Regions from separate parts of the Mus musculus genome. Here region 1 is linked to region 2. A link is a loop called in an ENCODE intact Hi-C map of the cell type or tissue named here. Cell type or tissue: left cerebral cortex. All regions are shown on one strand. Links, peaks and the distances in the headings refer to the core of each region. The heading gives the core; the rest is flanking DNA.

Region 1 (5,385 bases), core at 177-5,176, 870 kb after region 2:
CATAAAACCAGAGACACTGAAACTTATACCGGAGAAAGTGGGGAAAAGCCTCAAAGATATGGGCACAGGGGAAAAATTCCTGAATAGAACAGCAATGGCTTGTGCTGTAAGATCAAGGATTGACAAATGAGACCTCATGAAACTGCAAAGCTTCTGCAAGGCAAAAGACACTGTCAATAAGACAAAAGGCCACCAACAGATTGGGAAAGGATCTTTACCTATCTTAAATCAGATAGGGGACTAATATCCAATATATATAAAGAACTCAAGAGGGTGGACTCCAGAAAATCAAATAACCCCCTTAAAAGATGGGGCTTAGAGCTAAACAAAGAATTCTCACCTGAGGAATACTGAATGGCTGAGAAGCAACTGAAAAAATGTTCAACATCCTTAATCATCAGAGAAATGCAAATCAAAACAACCCTGAGATTCCATCTCACACCAGTCAGAATGGCTAAGATCAAAAATTCAGGTGACAGCAGATGCTGGCGTGGATGTGGAGAAAGAGGAACACTCCTCCATTGTTGGTGGGATTGCAGGCTTGTACAACCACTCTGGAAATCAGTCTGGCGGTTCCTCAGAAAATTGGACATAGTACTACTGGAGGATCCAGCAATACCTCTCCTGGGCATATATCCAGAAGATGCCCCAACTGGTAAGAAGGACACATGTTCCACTATGTTCATAGCAGCCTTATTTATAATAGTCAGAAGCTGGAAAGAACCCAGAGGCCCCTCATTAGAGGAATGGATACAAAAAAAATGTGGTACATTTACACAATGGAGTACTACTCAGCTATAAAAAAGAATGAATTTATGAAATTCCTAGCCAAATGGATGGACCTGGAGAGCATCATCCTGAGTGAGGTAACACAATCACAAAGGAACTCACACAATATGTACTCACTGATAAGTGGATACTAGCCCAAAACCTAGGATACCCACGATATAAGATACAATTTCCTAAACACATGAAACTCAAGAAAAATGAAGACTGAAGTGTGGACACTATGCCCCTCCTTAGAAGTGGGAACAAAACACCCATGGAAGGAGTTACAGAAACAAAGTATGGAGCTGAGATGAAAGGATGGACCATGTAGAGACTGCCATATCCAGGGATCCACCCCATAATCAGCTTCCAAATGCTGACACCATTGCATACACTAGCAAGATTTTATCGAAAGGACCCAGATGTAGCTGTCTCTTGTGAGACTATGCCGGGGCCTAGCAAACACAGAAGTGGATGCTCACAGTCAGCTAATGGATGGATCACAGGGCTCCCAATGGAGGAGCTAGAGAAAGTACCCAAGGAGCTAAAGGGATCTTCAACCCTATAGGTGGAACAACATTATGAACTAACCAGTACCCCTGAGCTCTTGACTCTAGCTGCATATGTATCAAAAGATGGCCTAGTCGGCCATCACTGGAAAGAGAGGCCCATTGGACACGCAGACTTTGTGTGCCCCGGTACAGGGGAACGCCAGGGCCAAAGGGGGGGAGTGGGTGGGTAGGGGAGTGGGGGTGGGTTGGTAAGGGGGACTTTTGGTATAGCATTGGAAATGTAAATGAGCTAAATACCTAATAAAAAAAAAAAAAAAAAAAAAAAAAAAGAAGAACGAAGACCAAAGTGTGGACACTTTGCCCCTTCTTAGAATTGGGAACAAAACACCCCATACAAGGAGTTACAGAGACAAAGTTTGGAGCTGTGACGAAAGGATGGACCATCTAGAGACTACCATATCCGGGGATCCATCCCATAATCAGCTTCCAAATGCTGACACCATTGCATACACTATCAAGATTTTGCTGAAAGGACCCAGATAAAGCTGTCTCTTGTGAGACTATGCTGGGGCCTAGCAAACACAGAAGTGGATGCTCACAGTCAGCTATTGGATGGATCACAAGGCCCCCAGTGGAGGAGCTAGAGAAAGTATCCAAGGAGCTAAAGGGAACTGCAATCCTATAGGTGGAACAACAATATGAACTAACCAGTACCCCGGAGCTCTTGTCTCTAGGTGCATATGTAGCAAAAGATAGCCTAGTCGGCCATCACTGGAAAGAGAGGCCCATTGGTCATGCAAACTTTACATGCAAACAGGGGAACACCAGGGCCAAAAAGTGGGAGTGGGGGGGAGGGTATGGGGGACTTTTGGGATAGCATTGGACATGTAAATGAGGAAAATGCCTAATAAAAAATATTAAAAAAAAAATAACAAGCACAATCTAGTTTAGACAAGGTCGGAGTTTTTCATTCGAAAAGGAGACATCACAGGCATGGTCTCCAGTAAAACTCGCCATGGGAAATGCCAGGCACTTCCCAACATTGCCACATAGTATTCTCTTTAGCCATCAAAAAATAGCAGGAGCCCCAATGCATAAATCACAGTCCCAGCCTGAGGTGGGTATGTGTTGCCTTCAGTAAGAGAAGTGTGGGAGAGCTGGCACTGCCACCTGTTGGCCATTCAGAGATGTGGACAAGAAAGAGAAAAGCTTTGCCTTTGTACCTCACCACCTACATCAAGCATGAGATTTGACTCTGGTGTGATTAGAGCAGGAGAGCTGCCCCTGCCACTCACTTGCTACAGCACTCGGGAGTTCAGGCTCTGGACGTTGCCTGGGCAGCACAGTAGAGTTAGCCCTGGATATATGGGTTGTGTATGAGCAAGCCCCAAGGGTCCTGCTCTTGTCTGCTAGGCAGTGATGAGGATGAGGGAGAGATCCCTCTCCCCTCATTCATGCCTCGATATTTACGGCAGGCATGAGAGCTGGCTCTATGGTCATTTGTAACAGAAGTTGCCATATCCTCACAGACTGCAGTACTCGAGACTGGGACTTGCACCTACCAGGGCTACAGGGTAGAGCTGACCCTGTTTGGAGAGAATGCTGCTTAGCCAGTTCTCTTGGTGTGAGCTAAAGTCAGCCAGCTGACCTGCTCAGATACTTCTCAGGCAAGGATCAGGGCTTTGAATGATCCCACACCAATATCTACCACATTGGTGAACTTCTGGAGTACATGAAGGGGCCTGTCCTACATATCCACAACTCCAGGACCTCTGAGACACAGATGATCTCCATGACAACAAGATATCTGAGAGGAGTCCTACTGAAATTCAGGTGTTGATAGAACCATTATAATGAATATTGCAGGAAAAAAGTGAGGAACCCATGGTGACATACTACAGCTTCAACAATACTGTACCCCTATAATTGAGGAAAGGTGACAAGTGTGAATAATGGACTGTAAGGTAGGGTGAGTTAGTGTGATTGTGAGTTGTGAAGTGAAATTCACACAGACACACACAGATCTAGTCAGGGTTTCTATTCCTGCACAAAACATCATGACCAAGAAGCAAGTTGGGAAGGAAAGGGTTTATTCAGCTTACACTTTCCACACTGCTGTTCATCACCAAAGGAAATCAGGACTGGAACTCAAGCAGGTCAGGAAGCAGGAGCTGATGCAGAGGCCATGGAGGGATGTTACTTACTGTTTTGCTTCCCCTGGATTGCTCAGCTTGCTCTCTTATAGAACCTAAGACTCCCAGCCCAGGGATGGTACCACCCACAAGGGGCCCTCCTTCCTTGATCACTAATTGAGAAAATGCCCCACAGCTGGATCTCATGGAGGCACTTCCCCAATTGAAGCTCCTTTCTCTGTGATAACTCCAGCATGTGTCAAGTTGACACAAAAACCAGCCAGTACACACACACACACACACACACACACACACACACACACACACACACACACACACACACGCGCACCTCTAAGTAGTATAAAGTTAAGCAAAACAAACAGCAGAACTCCAAATCAAAAGAGCAGGGATCATTAGGTTGCAAGTTAGAAAGCTTGTAAAAGCCAAAGTGGTAGTTATCATCAAGGACACAACAGAGTTGTTGGAAATAGAAACCCACAATGATTGCTACAGCATGCATGAGAGCTGAGCAAGCTCATACCAGGAAGCATCTCATGTACAGGAAAGTAAGACATGGACCAAAATCCAACCACAAGGTGAGATATGGTAGCACTTGACAGATGCTGGGAGAGGCAAAGTCTGCCAAACCCTGAGAAGTCAAAGATCCCCCAAGGCTGACTTCACAAATCAGATCAGTTGGGTAACGAAAAATTGACCTGATGGAGAAATACGAAGGAACGTGATGGTGATGATGATGATGATGATGACAACTAGGAGGACGAGGAGGATGTGAAGGAGGAGGACGTGGAGGAGGAGGAGGCAGTCAAAACAGGGGGAAGGGAAGGTATAAGGGGTGGTCGAGGGAGGAGGAGGAGCAAATCAGGAAGGGGAAAGAGAGGAAGAGAATGAAGAAGAGGAGGGTAGGAGGGACTTGAAAAAGAGTAGACAACTTGTCAGAGTTAGTTGAGTGGTGTCCGGTATCTGTGTTGTGTATCCTTTGCCTGATTGAAACTTTCTATTCTCTAGGGAATTGAAAATGAAGCTAAACGATGCCAAATAGCTCAAGGAAGTCCCTGAAACTGACCAGATTCTCTAGGTTTCTCTTTTCCAAAATGTAATCAAGCCAATCTGCTCAGTGTCTATCTCAGACAAGACAAGCTACAAAGACAATGGAAACCAGGTCAGCTAGGTCCCTGTCTGGAGCAGGAAACAGTAATTCTTCCTGGAAGAAATTTAGATGAACTGAGACTTAAAAGAGACACTCTTCCACCAGTTGAGCTGCTGTCAGGCTGTGCAGTGTGCTCCAACTTCCCTGCTTCAGTGAGCTTGTAACCCATGCTGGGATGGGCTGGGATGATGCATCTCTCTGTGAGTCATTTCTTTTCCTGTGAGTCAACTCCCGGCTCACATTCCTGTTTATACAGGGAATACAATTCATTGCATCACCAAGCTGGACTGTGTGGTATCCATACTACTTTGCTATCTGCAGTGGGTAGATTTATGTGTTGCATATGCCCAAGAAAGGTTTTGAAGGGACTCACACAAGTGAGGGATAGAGAATGCTCACTACACAGCCCAGAATTAAGCTGAGACCACAAATCTGCACCCAAACACCCATTTTTCACAGATGCTTTAAAGTGGCTGATTTCTGACTCAGGCAGGATGAGCCCTTGTCTGAACTAGATTGTGCTTGTTTTGGAGTCAGGTGGCCCATTGATGGTTCCAGCGGTTAGGAACCTGGGGGCTAGGATAACCCAGCTATACTGACCAATTTTTCTGTTTTGAAGAGTAGCTTTCTTGTGGGAGACAACTCATACCTGCCCAGACACACAGCTGACAAAAGATTTATCACTGTTGTTGGGGACCTTATTAATTGTGGATTGGTCTTATCGCTCAGGGAAAACAAAACCTGTACCTGTTTTTTCAGATCCATTGGATAAAACTGGCCTTCCTCTCTCCTGTATGGTGAGTTC
Region 2 (5,385 bases), core at 205-5,204:
TGGATTTGTGGTCTCAGCTTAATTCTGGGCTGTGTAGTGAGCATTCTCTATCCCTCACTTGTGTGAGTCCCTTCAAAACCTTTCCTGGGCATATGCAACACATAAATCTACCCACTACAGATAGCAAAATAGTATGGATACCACACAGTCCAGCTTGGTGATGCAATGAATTGTATTCCCTGTACAAACAGGAATGTGAGCTGGGAGTTGACTCACAGGAAAAGAAATGACTCACAGAGAGATGCATCATCCCAGCCCATCCCAGCATGGCTTACAAGCTCACTGAAGCAGGGAAGTTGGAGCACACTGCACAGCCTGACAGCAGCTCAACTGGTGGAAGAGTGTCTCTTTTAAGTCTCAGTTCATCTAAATTTCTTCCAGGAAGAATTATGTTTCCTGCTCCAAACAGGGACCTAGCTGACCTGGTTTCCATTGTCTTTGTAGCTTGTCTTGTCTGAGACAGACACTGAGCAGATTGGCTTGATTACATTTTGGAAAAGAGAAACCTAGAGAATCTGGTCAGTTTCCGGGACTTCCTTGAGCTATTTGGCATCGTTTAGCTTCATTTTCAATTCCCTAGAGAATAGAAAGTTTCAATCAGGCAAAGGATACACAACACAGATACCGGACACCACTCAACTAACTCTGACAAGTTGTCTACTCCTTTTCAAGTCCCTCCTACCCTCCTCTTCTTCATTCTCTTCCTCTCTTTCCCCTTCCTGATTTGCTCCTCCTCCTCGCCCTCCCCTTATACCTTCCTCTCCTCGTGTTTCGACTGCCTCCTCTTCCTCCTCCTCCACGTCCTCCTCGTCCTCCTAGTCGTCATCATCATCATCATCATCATCACGTTCCTTCGTATTTCTCCATCAGGTCAATTTTTCGTTACCCAACTGATCTGATTTGTGAAGTCAGCCTTGGGGGATCTTTGACTTCTCAGGGTTTGGCAGACTTTGCCTCTCCCAGCATCTGTCAAGTGCTACCATATCTCACCTTGTGGTTGGATTTTGGTCCATGTCCCCACTTTCCTGTACATGAGATGCTTCCTGGTATGAGCTTGCTCAGCTCTCATGCATGCTGTAGCAATCATTGTGGGTTTCTATTTCCAACAACTCTGTTGTGTCCTTGATGATAACTACCACTTTGGCTTTTACAAGCTTTCTAACTTGCATCCTAATGATCCCTGCTCTTTTGATTTGGAGTTCTGCTGTTTGTTTTGCTTAACTTTATACTACTTAGAGGTGCGTGTGTGTGTGTGTGTGTGTGTGTGTGTGTGTGTGTACACTGGCTGTTTTTTGTATCAACTTGACACATGCTGGAGTTATCACAGAGAAAGGAGCTTCAGTTGGGGAAATGCCTCCATGAGATCCAGCTGTGGGGCATTTTCTCAATTAGTGATCAAGGAAGGAGGGCCCCTTGTGGGTGGTACCATCCCTGGGCTGGGAGTCTTAGGTTCTATAAGAAAGCAAGCTGAGCAATCCAGGGGAAGCAAAACAGTAAAGAACATCCCTCCATGGCCTCTGCATCAGCTCCTGCTTCCTGACCTGCTTGAGTTCCAGTCCTGACTTCCTTTGGTGATGAGCAGCAGTGTGGAAAGTGTAAGCTGAATAAACCCTTTCCTTCCCAACTTGGTTCTTGTTCATGATGTTTGTGCAGGAATAGAAACCCTGGTGTGTGTGTGTGTGTGTGTGTGTGTGTGTGTGTGTGTGTGCTCACGCGCGCATTTCTGTGTGTGTTTGTGTGAATTTCACTTCACAACTCACAATCACACTAACTCACCCTACCTTACAATCCATTCTTCACCCTTGTCACCTTTCCCCAAATATAGGGGGACAATGTTGTTGAAGCTGTAGTTCACCACCATGGGTTCCTCACTTTTTGCCTGCAATGTTCATTATAATGGCTGATTTGTATGGTATAAGGCCTCTGCTACTCTATCAACACTTGAATTTCAATAGGACTCCTCTCAGATATCTTGTTGTCATGGAGATCATCTGTGTCCCAGAGGTCCTGGAGTTGTGGATTTGTAGGACAGGCCCCTTCATGTACTCCAGAAGTTCACCAATGTGGTAGATATTGGTGTGGGATCATTCAAAGCCCTGATCCTTGCCTGAGAAGTATCTGAGCAGGTCAGCTGGCTGACTTTAGCTCACACCAAGAGAACTGGCTAAGCAGCATTCTCTCCAAACAGGGTCAGCTCTACCCTGTAGCCCTGGTAGGTGCAAGTCCCAGTCTCGAGTACTGCAGTCTGTGAGGACATGGCAACTTCTGTTACAAATGACCATAGAGCCAGCTCTCATGCCTGCCGTAAATATCGAGGCATGAATGAGGGGAGAGGGATCTCTCCCTCATCCTCATCATTGCCTAGCAGACAAGAGCAGGACCCTTGGGGCTTGCTCATACACAACCCATATATCCAGGGCTAACTCTACTGTGCTGCCCAGGCAACGTCCAGGGCCTGAACTCCCGAGTGCTGTAGCGAGTGAGTGGCAGGGGCAGCTCTCCTGCTCTAATCACACCAGAGTCAAATCTCATGCTTGATGTAGGTGGTGAGGTACAAAGGCAGAGGAGGTTTTCTCTTTCTTGTCCACATCTCTGAATGGCCAACAGGTGGCAGTGCCAGCTCTCCCACACTTTCTCTTATTGAGGACAACACATACCCACCTCAGGCTGGGACTGTGATTTATGCAGTGGGGCTCCTGCTATTTTTTGATGGCTAAAGATAATATTATTTGGCCATGTTGGGCAGTGCCTGACATTTCCCATGGGGGATTTTACTGGAGACCATGCCTATGATGTCTCCTTTTCGAATGGAAAACTCCGACCTTGTCTAAACTAGATTGTGCTTGTTTTGGAGTCAGGTGGCCCATTGATGGTTCCAGCGGTTAGGAACCTGGGGGCTAGGATAACCCAGCTATACTGACCAATTTTTCTGTTTTGAAGAGTAGCTTTCTTGTGCGAGACAACTCACACCTGCCCAGACACACAGCTGACTAAATATTTAACCCTCTTGAACACTCCTCCACTGCTGGTGGGATTGCAAGCTTGTACAACCACTCTGGAAGTCTGTCTGGAGGTTCCTTAGAAAATTGGACATAATACTACCGGAAGACCCAGCAATACCTCTCCTGGTCATACACCCAGAAGAAGTTCCAACTGGTAATAAGAACACATGCTCCACTATGTTGATATCAGCCTTATTTATAATAGCCAGAAACTGGAAAGAACCCAGGTGTCCCTTAACAGAAGATTGGATACAGAAAATGTGGTACATTTACACAATGGAGTACTACTCAGCTATTAAAAACAATGGATTTATGAAATTCTTGTACAAATGGATGTATCTGGAGGATATCATCCTTAGTGAGGTAGCCCAATCACAAAACAAGTCATTAGATATGCACTCACTGATAAGTGGATATTAGCTCAGAAACATAGAACACCCAAGATTCAATTTGCAAAACACAAGAAAATCAAGAAGAGGGAAGACCAATGGGTGGATACTTCATTCCTCCTTAGAATAGGGAACAAAATACCCATGAAAGGAGTAACAGAGACAAATTTTGGAGCTAAGACAAAAGGATGGACTCTCCAGAGACTAGCCCACCTGGGGATCCATCCTATAATCAGCCACCAAACCCAGAAACTATTGCATGTGCCAGAAAGATTTTGCTGAAGGGACCCTGTTCTAGCTGTCTCGTATGAGGCTATGCCAGTGCCTGGCACATACAGAAGTGGATGCTCACGGTCATCTATAAGATGGAACACAGGGCCCCCAATGGAGAATCTAGAGAATGCACCCAAAGAGCTGAAGGGGTCTGCAACCCTATAGGTGGAACAACAATATGAACTAACGAGTACCCCCAGAGCTGGTATCTCTAGCTGCATATGTAGCAGAAGATGGCCTAGTTGGCCATCAATGGGAAGAGAGGCCCCTTGGTTTTGCAAACTTTATATGCCCCAGTACAGGGGAATGCCAGGGCCAAGATGCAGGAGTGGGTGGGGAGGGGAACAGGTCAGAGGGAGGGAATAAGGAACTTTCGGGATAGTGTTAGATATGTATATAAAGAAAATATCTAATAAAAAAATCAATTAAAAATAGAAAAGGGGGAGGGGAACAGGTCAGAGGGAGGGAATAGGGAACTTTTGGGATAGCATTTGATATGTATATAAAGAAAATATCTAATAAAAATCAATTTAAAAATTTAAAAAAAGATTTAACCGTCTTCTTGGGGACCTTATTAATTGTGGATTGGTCTTATCACTCAGGGAAAACAAAACCTGTACCTGTTTTTTCAGATCCATTGGATAAAACTGACCTTCCTCTCTCATGTATGGTGAGCTCTGGTTCCCACAAAGGAGGTGACTTTGTGCAGCTGCCATGGAGGCAGACAGGATGCCTGGCCATGAACCAACATGAGAGGAAGGTACATTCTAGGTGCTTCCCCAGGCCATGTCCCTTAAGTGCCACCTGCAGAACCTTGCAACTGAGCGTCTTGGAACAATGTAAAGCAATTTAAATGTACAGAAATGGCAAGAAAGGAAGCAATTCTTGAAATTGTAGATCCATGCTCAAGTGCCTTGTGTGCCATTTTTTTCAAATATGTGATAAGTTTTCATGCCCTTGTCTTGCTCAGGTAGCAGAGACATTTCCTCTTCCAATATGCTGCTGCACACACATTTCTGGAATGGACTGCTCAGGCACTACCTGGGCCCTCCTTCTTGGAACAATGTAAACCAATGGCAGGAAAGGAAGCATTTCTTGTCACTTGTGTCCTTATAATATCAGAGCAACAGTCCATGCTCTCCTGAGAGCCAGATGTGGAGGAAGCCAAAGATGTGATCAGTGACCTTTCTCTTTGGTGGAAGAGCAGAGTTAAAGGTATATGTTGTGATGGAGGTGGCATAGGGAATGAAACCACCGGCTTATTTGAAATCATAGATCCATGCTCAAGTGCATTGTGTATCTGTCCTTTTATAATCTAATATGGCCCCATTATTTTGCCATATTTATTCTTTTCCAGGTCACAGTTTGGGTATATGCTTCACATATCATGACCCATGGATGTCTCTTAATGCTCTCAGTGGCAGACCTCATGTCTGGAATACTGTGTGGATCTAGTGATTTATGTTTTCATGTTGCCCAGAGAGGTAAGTTAGGATGTCATAGGTCCCTGTGACAATCTTTTTCTTCTGTCTCTTTTATGGTGATAACATAGAGTCACATGTCCAGAGTCCACATATCTGCCTCCTTGCCATCATATGGCTTCCCTCAGGTGAGCTCTAGTGAAAAAAAAAAATCACTTGGCCCTACAGTGCCATGGCAGTAAGGGGACAGGTCTCTCAACTTCATGTCACCATCCTAATCTCTGAGTATATTCTAAAGGA

What was found. A loop is a pair of places that touch in the nucleus more often than their neighbours do. Peaks named below come from ENCODE experiments on the same cell type or tissue, not always from the same donor. Only the 100,000 strongest peaks of a DNase experiment are listed, where the experiment ranks them.
Region 1: it touches region 2 in a loop (11-fold over the local background); 9 of 42 quality-filtered maps call a loop at or near these places.

What each region holds. Positions count from the first base shown.
Region 1 is chr10:86,607,724-86,613,108 of GRCm38, forward strand. No RefSeq gene overlaps it. Among named protein-coding and RNA genes, the nearest start is that of Gm5174, 45 kb to the right of the region's middle. In left cerebral cortex, for the core only: a CTCF peak has its summit at 2,461 (motif pointing left); a DNase peak (open chromatin) is centred at 4,791.
Region 2 is chr10:85,739,549-85,744,933 of GRCm38, forward strand. Gm40732 (a long non-coding RNA gene) reads right to left here and starts at 791. Exons shown (of 2, transcript XR_871921.2): 1 at 755-791; 2 at 155-576. In left cerebral cortex, for the core only: a CTCF peak has its summit at 2,595 (motif pointing right); a DNase peak (open chromatin) is centred at 223.